Linked DNA regions of Mus musculus: region 1 is linked to region 2. Evidence: chromatin loops called from intact Hi-C (ENCODE). Cell type or tissue: left cerebral cortex. All regions are shown on one strand. Links, peaks and the distances in the headings refer to the core of each region. The heading gives the core; the rest is flanking DNA.

Region 1 (5,388 bases), core at 191-5,190, 330 kb after region 2:
AGTTATGCCTCCCTATCTCAACCCTCTGCCCTACACTCCCACCCCTCCTCCCACTTAAGCCTCCTTTCCCATTATTCATCCTTCCTCGTTTACATCACCTGTGTCCTGTTTCACCCCTTTACCTTAAGTGCTTTCTTTTCCTCCTCACCACTGGCATCTTTCTGTCTCTTGAATTCCAGTTTTACACAAATTAAGCAAAAAATTCTAGAAATTTGATGCTATGATTCACCTAAGACTGAAACATAATATTTCTCTTTCTAGGTCTGATTTACCTCAGTCAGTACAATTTTTCCAGTACCATATACAATTCACAATTATGCAAGCTTCATAGTTTCACTTTCCTTCACAGATTAATAAAAAAAAAAAAACTCTCATATGTAGCTACCATGTTTTCTAGATCCAATCACCGAGTCGGTTTTCATGCCCTAGCTCTGGTGAATAGAGCATCAGGGAATATGGATGTGCATACATGTCCTTGTAATAGCGAATGCAGTTCTTTGGGTATATATCCAAAGGTGGTACAGTTAGGTAGAATGGAGAATCTGTTTCTTGTTTTCTATGGAAATGCCACACTGATTTTCACAGTGACTTTATCAATTTACATCCCCAGAAGCACACATGGTGGTTCTCTATTCCCTACATAATGCCAATGGTTTTTGTCTGTTTTCGTAATCTAAGTCAATCTGACTACCATAAGATGACATCTCAGAGTAGTTTATTTGGCATTTTCCTGAAGGATAAGAATAGTGAATATACTTTAAAATATTTCTTTTTTTCTTTTTTTTTTAAATATTTTTATTAGGTATTTTCCTCATTTACATTTCCAATGCTATCCCAAAAGTCCCCCATACCCTCCCCCCAACTCCCCTACCCACCCACTCCCACTTTTTGGCCCTGGCGTTCCCCTGTACTGGGGCATATAAAGTTTGCAAGTCCAATGGGCCTCTCTTTCCAGTGATGGCCGACTAGGCCATCTTTTGATACATATGCAGCTAGAGTCAAGAGCGCCGGAGTACTGGTAAGTTCATAATGTTGTTCCACCTAAAGGGTTGCAGATCCCTTTAGCTCCTTGGGTACTTTCTCTAGCTCCTCCATTGGGGGCCCTGTGTTCCATCCAATAGCTGACTGTGAGCATCCACTTATGTGTTTGCTAGGCCCCAGCCTAGTCTCACAAGAGACAGCTATATCTGGGTCCTTTCAGCAAAATCTTGTTAGTGTATGCAATGGTGTCAGCGTTTGGAAGCTGATTATGGGATGGATCCCCAGATATGGCAGTCTCTAGATGGTCCATCCTTTCGTCACAGCTCCAAACTTCATCTCTGTAACCCCTTCCATGGGTGTTTTGTTCCTAATTCTAAGAAGGGGCAAAGTGTCCACACTTTGGTCTTCATTCTTCTTGAGTTTCATGCGTTTAGCAAATTGTATCTTATATCTTGGGTATCCTAAGTTTCTGGGCTAATATCCACTTATCAGTGAGTACATATTGTGTGAGTTCCTTTGTGATTGGGTTACCTTACTCAGGATGATGCCCTCCAGGTCCATCCATTTGCCTAGGAATTTCATAAATTCATTCTTTTTAATAGCTGAGTAGTACTCCATTGTGTAAATGTACCACATTTTCTGTATCCATTCCTCTGTTGAGGGGCATCTGGGTTCTTCTTAACCATTGGTATTTCTTCTGACAATTCTCTCTTTCAGCCCCATATCCATGTTTTAAGTGGGTTGCCTGTTCAGGGTTAAGTGTGTCACTGTGTTCAGGGTTTTTTGTTGTTGTTGTTGTAGTTGTTGTTTGTTTTTCTTTTTGTTTTCTTGTTTTCTTTTGTTTCTAGTTCCTTGTTTATCCTACACACTAATCCTCCATCAGATGTGTTGCTACCATTTTCCCCCCAGGCAGCCTCTTCAGCAAACCGACAATTTCCTTTGTTTCACTGGAATGGGTCTGGACCCAATTTAATCATCAATTGAACAGAGACACTCTGCCGGACAAGTCAAGAAAATGAAAGCAAGAGGGATCCCTGCCCCTTCTGGATCTCTGCAAGTGGGTAGCCTGGTTACATTGCGATTTCCCTTGATTCCTCTCCTTGTCCTCTGGAGAGGAATTTTTCTATCCTCGTCTTCTAACCTGCCACAGAGCTGTGAACTGTAGGCGTGCTTTATGCTCTCACACAGATCACCTCTGGCAAAGTGTGTTAAAGACGGAATCACCTTTACCCAAGAAGCGTCCACTTCTCCAATGAATAACAAAGTTAGGGCTCTGCATCTGCTGTTTTCGTCTTTTGTTTATTTTGTACTGCAGCTCAAGCTAACAGAATTGAAATGCTTTCTTGATTCGATACATTAGCAAATGTATTGTTCTGCTTACTTACCTATAGTGAAGTGCACCGTCAGTGCAAAGAAGGCTGAAGGAACTCCAATGGACTCACAACCCCAGTAAGAAGCACGCACACTGGGCAGTCCTCCAGCCGGAGATCTGGTAAAGAGAACTCGTTATATCTCATGTTCACAGCAGTAGATTTTACATAAATCACAAGCCCCCGACTGTAAAGGAACAGCATAAAGGAGGACCACAAAGTGTTCTGAACTTTTAGGCTTTATTTAAAATATAAAAGAAATAGTTATTACCATCCTACACATAATAAATAGTTCTTCTCATTAGCATCCTCCAAAACAAAGTGATTTTATTTAAAAGTACATTGTATTGAAGGCTAGAGAGTTCACTCAGCAATTAAGAACCATTTCAGCTTTTGCAGGAGACGCAGATTTAGTTCCCAGAAACCACAGGATGTCTAAAAACCAGACTTAACTCCTAGAACTCTTGTTCCAGAGCATCTGCGGCCCTCTGCTGCCCTCTGCAGGCACCAGGCATCTGCACAGTAAACATGCAAATATGAAGGCAAAGCATTCGTACAGATATAATAAAAACAAGAGTGAATAAATCTTTAAAAAGAAAGTAAATGATTTGGTGCAGTAAGAAGGATGCAGACAAGCAGCGAGGGCCTAGAGACATGTTAAGTGCAGCTCTCCATGATCCTTGTTCACACATACATGCGTTCGGCCACTAGATTTAACCACAAAAACTGTTAAATGATGTTAAAGGAATATTAAAAAATGTTAAAGGAAAGCAGACATCTTCAGAGCGATCTTAGATTAGTAACAACATATACTCAAGTAGCTAAGGGAGATTCAGACTTGAAACCTCATATAAGAATCACTGGCTTACCAAACCCAATCATTAGGCAGATGCCAAGACACTGCTGACAGGAGCCTGATATAGCTGTCTCCTGCAAGGCTCTGCCAGTGCCTGGCAATGCTCACAGTCATCCATTGGATGGAGCACAAGGTCCCCAGTGAAGGAGCCAGAGAAATACCCAGGGAGTTGAAGGGGACAGAAGCCCCATAGGAGGAACATCAATATGAACTAACCAGTACCCCCAGAGCTCGTTGGAACTATACCACCAATCAAAGAAAACACATGGTGGAACTTGTGGCTCTAGCTATTTATGTAACAGAGGACGGCCTAGTCGCTCATCAATGGGAGGAGAGGCCCTTGGTCCTGTGAAGGCTCTATGACCCAGTATAGGGGAATGCCAGGACCAGGAATGGGAGTGGGTGGGTTGCAGAGCAGGAGGGAGGAGATAGGGGGTTTTCGGAGGGGAAGCTAGGAAAGGGGATAACATTTGAAATGTAAATATAGAGAGAACTGGACAGCTTCTGGGACGGGCGGAAGCACAGAGCCGCTGAGGCAGTACTCTTGGCGGGCCGCAGACAGCCGGCCACCGTCCGGACCAGAGGACAGGTGTCTGCCTGGCTCGGAGACGGCCTCAGCCTCAGCAGCAGCGGTCGCCATCTTGGTTCCAGGACTCCCTGGATCTTAGGATTTTAGTCTGCACAGGTGAGAGTCTGCACCACAGAAGCTGACAGCTTCTGGGAACTGCCAAAGCAACACAGCTTCTGAGAGAGGCCCTGTTTTGGGCCTTCTTCTTCGACCAGGAGGAGGTCCAAAAACAAGATATCTGCGCACCTTCCCTGTAAGAGAGCTTGCCAGCAGAGAGTGCTCTGAGCACTGAAACTCAGAGGAGAGAATCTGTCTCCCAGGTCTGCTGAGAGACGGTAACAGAATCACCAGAAGAACAATCTCTAAACAGAGTCAACTATAACTACTAACTCCAGAGATTACCAGATGGCGAAAGGTAAACGTAGGAATCCTACTAACAGGAACCAAGACCACTCACCATCATCAGAACCCAGCACTCCCACTTCGCCCAGTCCAGGGCACCCCAACACACCCGAAAACCTAGACCTAGATTTAAAAGCATATCTCATGATGATGGTAGAGGACATCAAGAAGGACTTTAATAAATCACTTAAAGAAATACAGGAGAACACTGCTAAAGAGTTAGAAGTCCTTAAAGAAAAACAGGAAAACACAATCAAACAGGTAGAAGTCCTTACAGAAAAAGAGGAAAAAACATACAAACAGGTGATGGAAATGAACAAAACCATACTAGACCTAAAAAGGGAAGTAGAAACAATAAAGAAAACTCAAAGTGAGGCAACACTGGAGATAGAAACCCTAGGAAAGAAATCTGGAACCATAGATTTGAGCATCAGCAACAGAATACAAGAGATGGAAGAGAGAATCTCAGGTGCAGAAGATTCCATAGAGAACATCGGCACAACAATCAAAGAAAATGGAAAATGCAAAAAGATCCTAACTCAAAATATCCAGGAAATCCAGGACACAATGAGAAGACCAAACCTACGGATAATAGGAGTGGATGAGAATGAAGATTTTCAACTCAAAGGACCAGCAAACATCTTCAACAAAATTATTGAAGAAAACTTCCCAAATATAAAGAAAGAGATACCTATGAACATACAAGAAGCCTACAGAACTCCAAATAGACTGGACCAGAAAAGAAATTCCTCCCGACACATAATAATCAGAACAACAAATGCACTAAATAAAGATAGAATACTAAAAGCGGTAAGGGAAAAAGATCAAGTAACATACAAAGGCAAGCCTATCAGAATTACACCAGATTTTTCACCAGAGACTATGAAAGCCAGAAGAGCCTGGACAGATGTTATACAGACACTAAGAGAACACAAATTACAGCCCAGGCTACTATACCCAGTCAAACTCTCAATTACCATAGATGGAGAAACCAAAGTATTCCACGACAAAACCAAATTCACACATTATCTCTCCACGAATCCAGCCCTTCAAAGGTTAATAACAGAAAAAAACCAATACAAGAACGGGAACAATGCCCTAGAAAAAACAAGAAGGTAATCCCTCAACAAACCTAAAAGAAGACAGCCACAAGAACAGAATGCTAACTTTAACAACAAAAATAACAGGAAGCAACAATTACTTTTCCTTAA
Region 2 (5,388 bases), core at 135-5,134:
CAGAAGAATACATCATGAAACATACAAATTATAGTTATGAAAAAATCATGGATAAGGAATTTGAAGGACAAAGATACTTCAAAATATATTGAGTAAAACGAGTCAAGATAGATGGTACAAACATTCTTTCAGAAGAGCTGACAAATGGTTACAACATATGACTTACTGAGGAGAACTGGGATTGTGCCCTGTTTGTATTCCTCACGGTTAGTTTTGTTTAATTACTCTATCTAGTAAATGACAATTGTTCTCATGGACAAAGTGAAAAGGAAGCTTTTAGCGAATCATGGGCCCCGCCTAAGATTAGTTATTTCAAATGCTTTTAAGTAGTATTTACTTTCATCGATGTGTTTTTCAAACATCAATCTTGTATGGTTTTCAGAATCAGAACAAAGAACTGGGCTGCTCTGCATCATTTTCCTGGGATGCTTCAGCTTATAACAAAGTGAGCAGAAGTGCGTGGTCTATGAAACAAAAGTTCTGCAGCCCTTTTAAAAGGTGTCATTTCTCAGAGCTTTGGAGATACACAGCATATTATGTTCTTATGACCTGGGAGCAGTTTTCATGGAGGGCTTGGGGGAGTGCTATGATCAGTACCTTATTCTAGACTCCATTTTTCTTCTTTGTCATTGAAACAAAGAATCGATGAGGTTTCTGGTGACTGCCACACTTCTTTCTCCAGTCGTCCTTGACATTGAAAGACCTCCTCAGTTCCATGACCTTTCCATCAAGGAGATGCTCCACCCTCTCCTAAGGCTCCCCAACTTTGTCAGCACTGGATTCATGACAGTAGTATATAGTAGGAGTCGGGAAGAAGAATCTGCTACATCATACTCTATTCAAAAATGCCACAATGATGACGTTGCATTGTGGTTAACTGAGGAGAACAGGTGTGTCTGCTCACATGTCAGTTACTTGTCTGTCCATCTCATCAATTGTCTTGCATTGGACTGTAAGCTCAGTGAGGGACAGAGAGAGGAAGATGCCACAGTATACTCAAGCATCTAGACTGAACCTATCCCAGCTGATTTCTCATCCAGTGTTTATCTATTCTGTGAACCTGGGAAGTCATTTAACTCTTAATTCCCTCATCTGCCAATTAGAGGCAACAGGGCTTAACTTCCAGTTGTATTAGGATAAATGAGTTTAAATTTTGTTAAAACAACTACGATAGATGATGTTTGGTTCTTGGTAGGCCCTGTACTAGGGCTTGGTATATTAAAACAAAAACAACAAAAACAAAATGAATGCAGGCACTGATTGATTTGTTTCATACCATCCTACCCAAGTCTGTACAGGCTGTGATGGAGGTAAAGCCTTGTCTAGTCTGAGTTTTGCCACACTTTCTAACACTGAGTAGAAAGCCAGACATCAAAGGGATTCTTTTTTTTCTTGAACAATGTATCATGTAGTCACTTGTTTCAGGTTTTATATAAAACTGCATATGAAACACTATACAAAGCCTCATATCTTTAAATTATTACACAAGTAATATAGAAGATACAGTTGTGACAACTGTTGGTTTGAAATCACACAGTCCTATTTGACTACTAGAAAGTGGCAAAACCTCTCTGAACTTTAGTTTCTATGTGCAAAAAAAATGAGAATACATACTTAGAAGTTGTGAAGATTAAATGAAGTACTGTTATTAAATTATATTTTTTCTTCTATATAAATCCTATTTTTAGTTGGAAATATACTTTTAACATGCAATAAAACTGATAAATCATTTAAAATATTTAACTGACAAAAAGTTAAAATTCATGTGAGTAGCAGAGTAGTAATTTTAGATTTATTTATTTATTATATGTACAGCATTCTGCCTGTATGTATCTCTGCAGGCCAGAAGAGGGCACCAATCTCATTACAGATGGTTGTTAGCCACCATGCGGTTGCTGGGAATTGAACTCAGGACCTCTATAAGAGCAGGCGGTGCTCTTAACTTCTGAACCATCTCTCCAGCCCTGAAGGGTACTTTTTTATAACAACATGCTGGAAGATTGGTAGCAGTTTGTAGAATAGCAGAATATTAGCAACTGCAAGCAATTTCAAAAGCCTCTCCTTCCCTTTTCTCATGCAGATGAATAAAATGATATGTAGACAGACAGACACAGTACTACAAAGGCCAACATTTAGGCTTCTTGATGTTTTGCCCAAGAATTTTCTTGGAAGCTTTACTTTCTTGTAATCCACTGTGTGATGGGTGCTACATATATGTAGTGTTTATTAATGGACACTGGAAGCATCCATAACTACTGAATGCATACATTGTTCTGCTAGCCATTGGAGGCATGATAGCAGGTGGCTGAAGTGTTGCCCTTGTTTTTAAACCCTCATTTCTATCTGAGATAAGGTCTAGGTGTCACCTCTTCTAGGTATTTCATAGTCATAGAAACATTCACTTTCATTAAAGCATTGCCTTTTGTTGGTAGTAAATAGAGCAAATGTGCAGCATAATACATATGTAGTATTCAGTACAAACAATAAAAGTTTAATTCCAGAGTTGTGATTCTGGCTGATGGACGTCTGTATTGTTGTATTATATGGCTCGTTTGGACAGCCTTAATAACTGGACACTGAGAGGCCCATTCTGTGGTTGACTTCTCCATTAGAGTCAGTAAGAAATGTGATTGGTACTCTGCTGCCTGGCCTAGACTGAGAGCCAAACGCTCCCAAAGCTGTCCTTTTCTAAAACAGCCTTGTCTTTCTCTTTCCGTCCCTTTTTCAAACTCCTAAATGCCTTTTGCTAGTTGCTTTGTCTTTAATTGCTTAGTGTTGTTTCATGCTCTGTTTATTTTCTCTCCATTTCCTCTAGCTGACCTAATTCAGACAGTTTTCATTACCATTCCTGCCAATCATGTGCATAAGAAGAGAAGGAGCTTGGGAACTGCAAATTTTCATATTTACCATCCACACAATTTCCAACAATCTGGCTGTGCTGTTCAAAAATCTACATTTAGGAATCTTATAGCCAAGAATAACCAAAGTTCATATTTTAAGTAACATTGATCTATGCATAATTTTTTTGGTTGTAATATCCAACTGCAACCTTCATGTATCTCTACTTGACATTTAGCATTCATGTTTCTGAAATGAAGTGTTAATTTTATATTTTCTAACTCTCACAACCTTCTCTTGTTCCCCTCCAATGAATAGATATTTCCTCAAATTTTCTGTCTTATTGAATGATTCCAATATCAAGCAAGTTTCTCATGTTACTCTAGCAGAAAATGCTCCTGTTCATGGTCTTTAGTTGCTTTACAGTTCTTTTTAGGATATCATGTAAACTCTCTAATTGCCTTTAAAAGAGTGTGCAATCTGTTCTGTATGTTCCTAAGATTCTGCTTATAAATAGGTCTTCAAGGAAGCTTCCCAGGAACAGGTAGATTGGTATGTTTTTCACGACAATGGACATTTCAGTGTCTTCTTACTAGCAAAAGTGAAATGGAAAATTCTTAGTCACTAAATATGGTTGGCTTTTTAGCCAGTAAAGTTTGGATTTTCAGTTAATATTGCCTGATATTGCTGAAATTTCCACAAAGAAAATGCTTCACAGTTGCTTGCATCCATCCTAATTAACCAAAGCCCCTCAAGTTTTTGCTTGTGGCATTACTATAATTAGAATTGGACAGTCATTTACTTATTTAGTTTTTTAGTGGGTGTTCTTCCAATAAATAAGAAAATAACAGGTCTCTGCTCTTTTCATTCTAATTCTGTACACCTTGTATCTAACAGTTTCTAATAAGAAAAGCAGACTTGTGCTCAACTGATGAGTATATAACATGTAAGATAAGCAATAATAAGACAAATACTACAAAGGCAATATTAAACAATACAGTTTTGCCATAGGATCTTAAAGCTCATTTTCAACGAAGAGAACATTTTTGCTTCTCACAGAATGATTATGGTCTCCATGGACTACTGACTGCCTTCTGGGCCACCAGCTTACACAGTATTACACAGTGACCTCCAGAATAGACAGTGTCGAGCCGGGTGTGGTGGCACACGCCTTTAATCCCAGCACTCGGGAGGCAGAGGCAGTCGGATTTCTGAGTTTGAGGCCATCCTGGTCTACAAAGTGAGTTCCAGGACAGCCAGGGCTATTCAGAGAAACCCTGTCTCGAAAAACCAAAACCAAAACCAAAACCAAAACCAAAACCAAAACCAAAACCAAAACCAAAACCAAAACCAAAACCAAAACCAAACAAACAAATAAAAAGAATAAACAGTGTCACACAGAAAATAGAGCTAGAGAGAACTAATCCTCCACTCGAAACTTAGGGGAAAGGAAAACGAGAACCATCTTTTTTAACAAGCTGGGAAATAAAAGAGGATGAGTGTGGTCAGGGAGAAACCAAGAATGTAGAGAATTGAAAGCATACTGGAGACCATATATGGTAGAGAGAATGAACAACCACGGAGTGCTTATAAGTAAGACAAGCAAGGAGACCTACATAAGATTTTGCAGTGTGGATGATCACTAAGAGCTAAACAAGAATTGTTTCAGAGGTGTTTTAATGAGAAACCATTTCCACTTAGATAAAATTATTGGCAAACATAAGCATGCACACCATGTGTCATAGAAAACTAACATATGTAGGAATATACCCTAAAGGGACTCTGTGTATTTGTAACACTGAATCTGCTTTGGAGCACTCTGTGTTTGTATGTCAGCTGTAGGACACCCTTAGAATGTAATCCTGATAACTAGGATCATAGATACACTAGTACATACTTCACAGTGCAATTTTGATCACATCTTATGCATTTGTGGATATAGAAGTTATGTTTTAAATGATATGCCCCAAAGGTAAAAAGCTATGAAGACAATGAAGGGCATTAAGATATCACCCATAGACAATGGTTGCACTAGAGAAGGTGAAGAGAGGGAAGATGGAGCACATGATATGTTTGTGCAGGTGCCTACAAGGGCATGGATATTAGTGATATCATTTCTTTTAAGAAATTATTAATTATCCATAAATTCATTTTTAAATGTCCACAGCTTTGAGAAGCCATCACTTCGCTTACTAAAATTATTATTTTGAATCTTTTTACTTTTAAAAGCATTCAATATAGGCAATTTATTTGTAAATCTAACAGCAGACATTGCAGAAGCTACATCTTTTCAAGATTCCATGCCACTCTTCTTGGTTTGTTTGTAAGCAGTGCCTGGTATAGTTGCTATTATATAGCATTTTCTGAGTTATTATTTGATTTGTTTCTGAATTATTCATGTAAGCTGCTATATAGTAAGCCTGTGTTATAAATATTATGTTGTATTTATCTTTGAATGAATGCTAAAGACTTTCAAATAAAGACTTTGAAAATAGCTTGTTTTGACTTTGGAGTACTCAGCCCTAAATGTCTTTATTCATCCCCTCTCTT

The links. Peaks named below come from ENCODE experiments on the same cell type or tissue, not always from the same donor. Only the 100,000 strongest peaks of a DNase experiment are listed, where the experiment ranks them.
Region 1: a loop joins it to region 2, with 3 times the contacts of the local background. A loop is called at or near these places in 5 of 42 quality-filtered maps.

The regions. Positions count from the first base shown.
Region 1 is chr5:86,682,039-86,687,426 of GRCm38, forward strand. No RefSeq gene overlaps it. Among named protein-coding and RNA genes, the nearest start is that of Tmprss11b, 8.4 kb to the left of the region's middle. In left cerebral cortex, for the core only: a CTCF peak has its summit at 2,853 (motif pointing left); a DNase peak (open chromatin) is centred at 2,847.
Region 2 is chr5:86,356,991-86,362,378 of GRCm38, forward strand. All of the region lies in intron 1 of Tmprss11d (transmembrane protease, serine 11d), which reads right to left. All of the region lies in intron 1 of Gm35367 (a long non-coding RNA gene), which reads left to right. Among named protein-coding and RNA genes, the nearest start is that of Tmprss11d, 14 kb to the right of the region's middle. In left cerebral cortex, for the core only: no CTCF peak of the experiment used is centred there; a DNase peak (open chromatin) is centred at 2,895.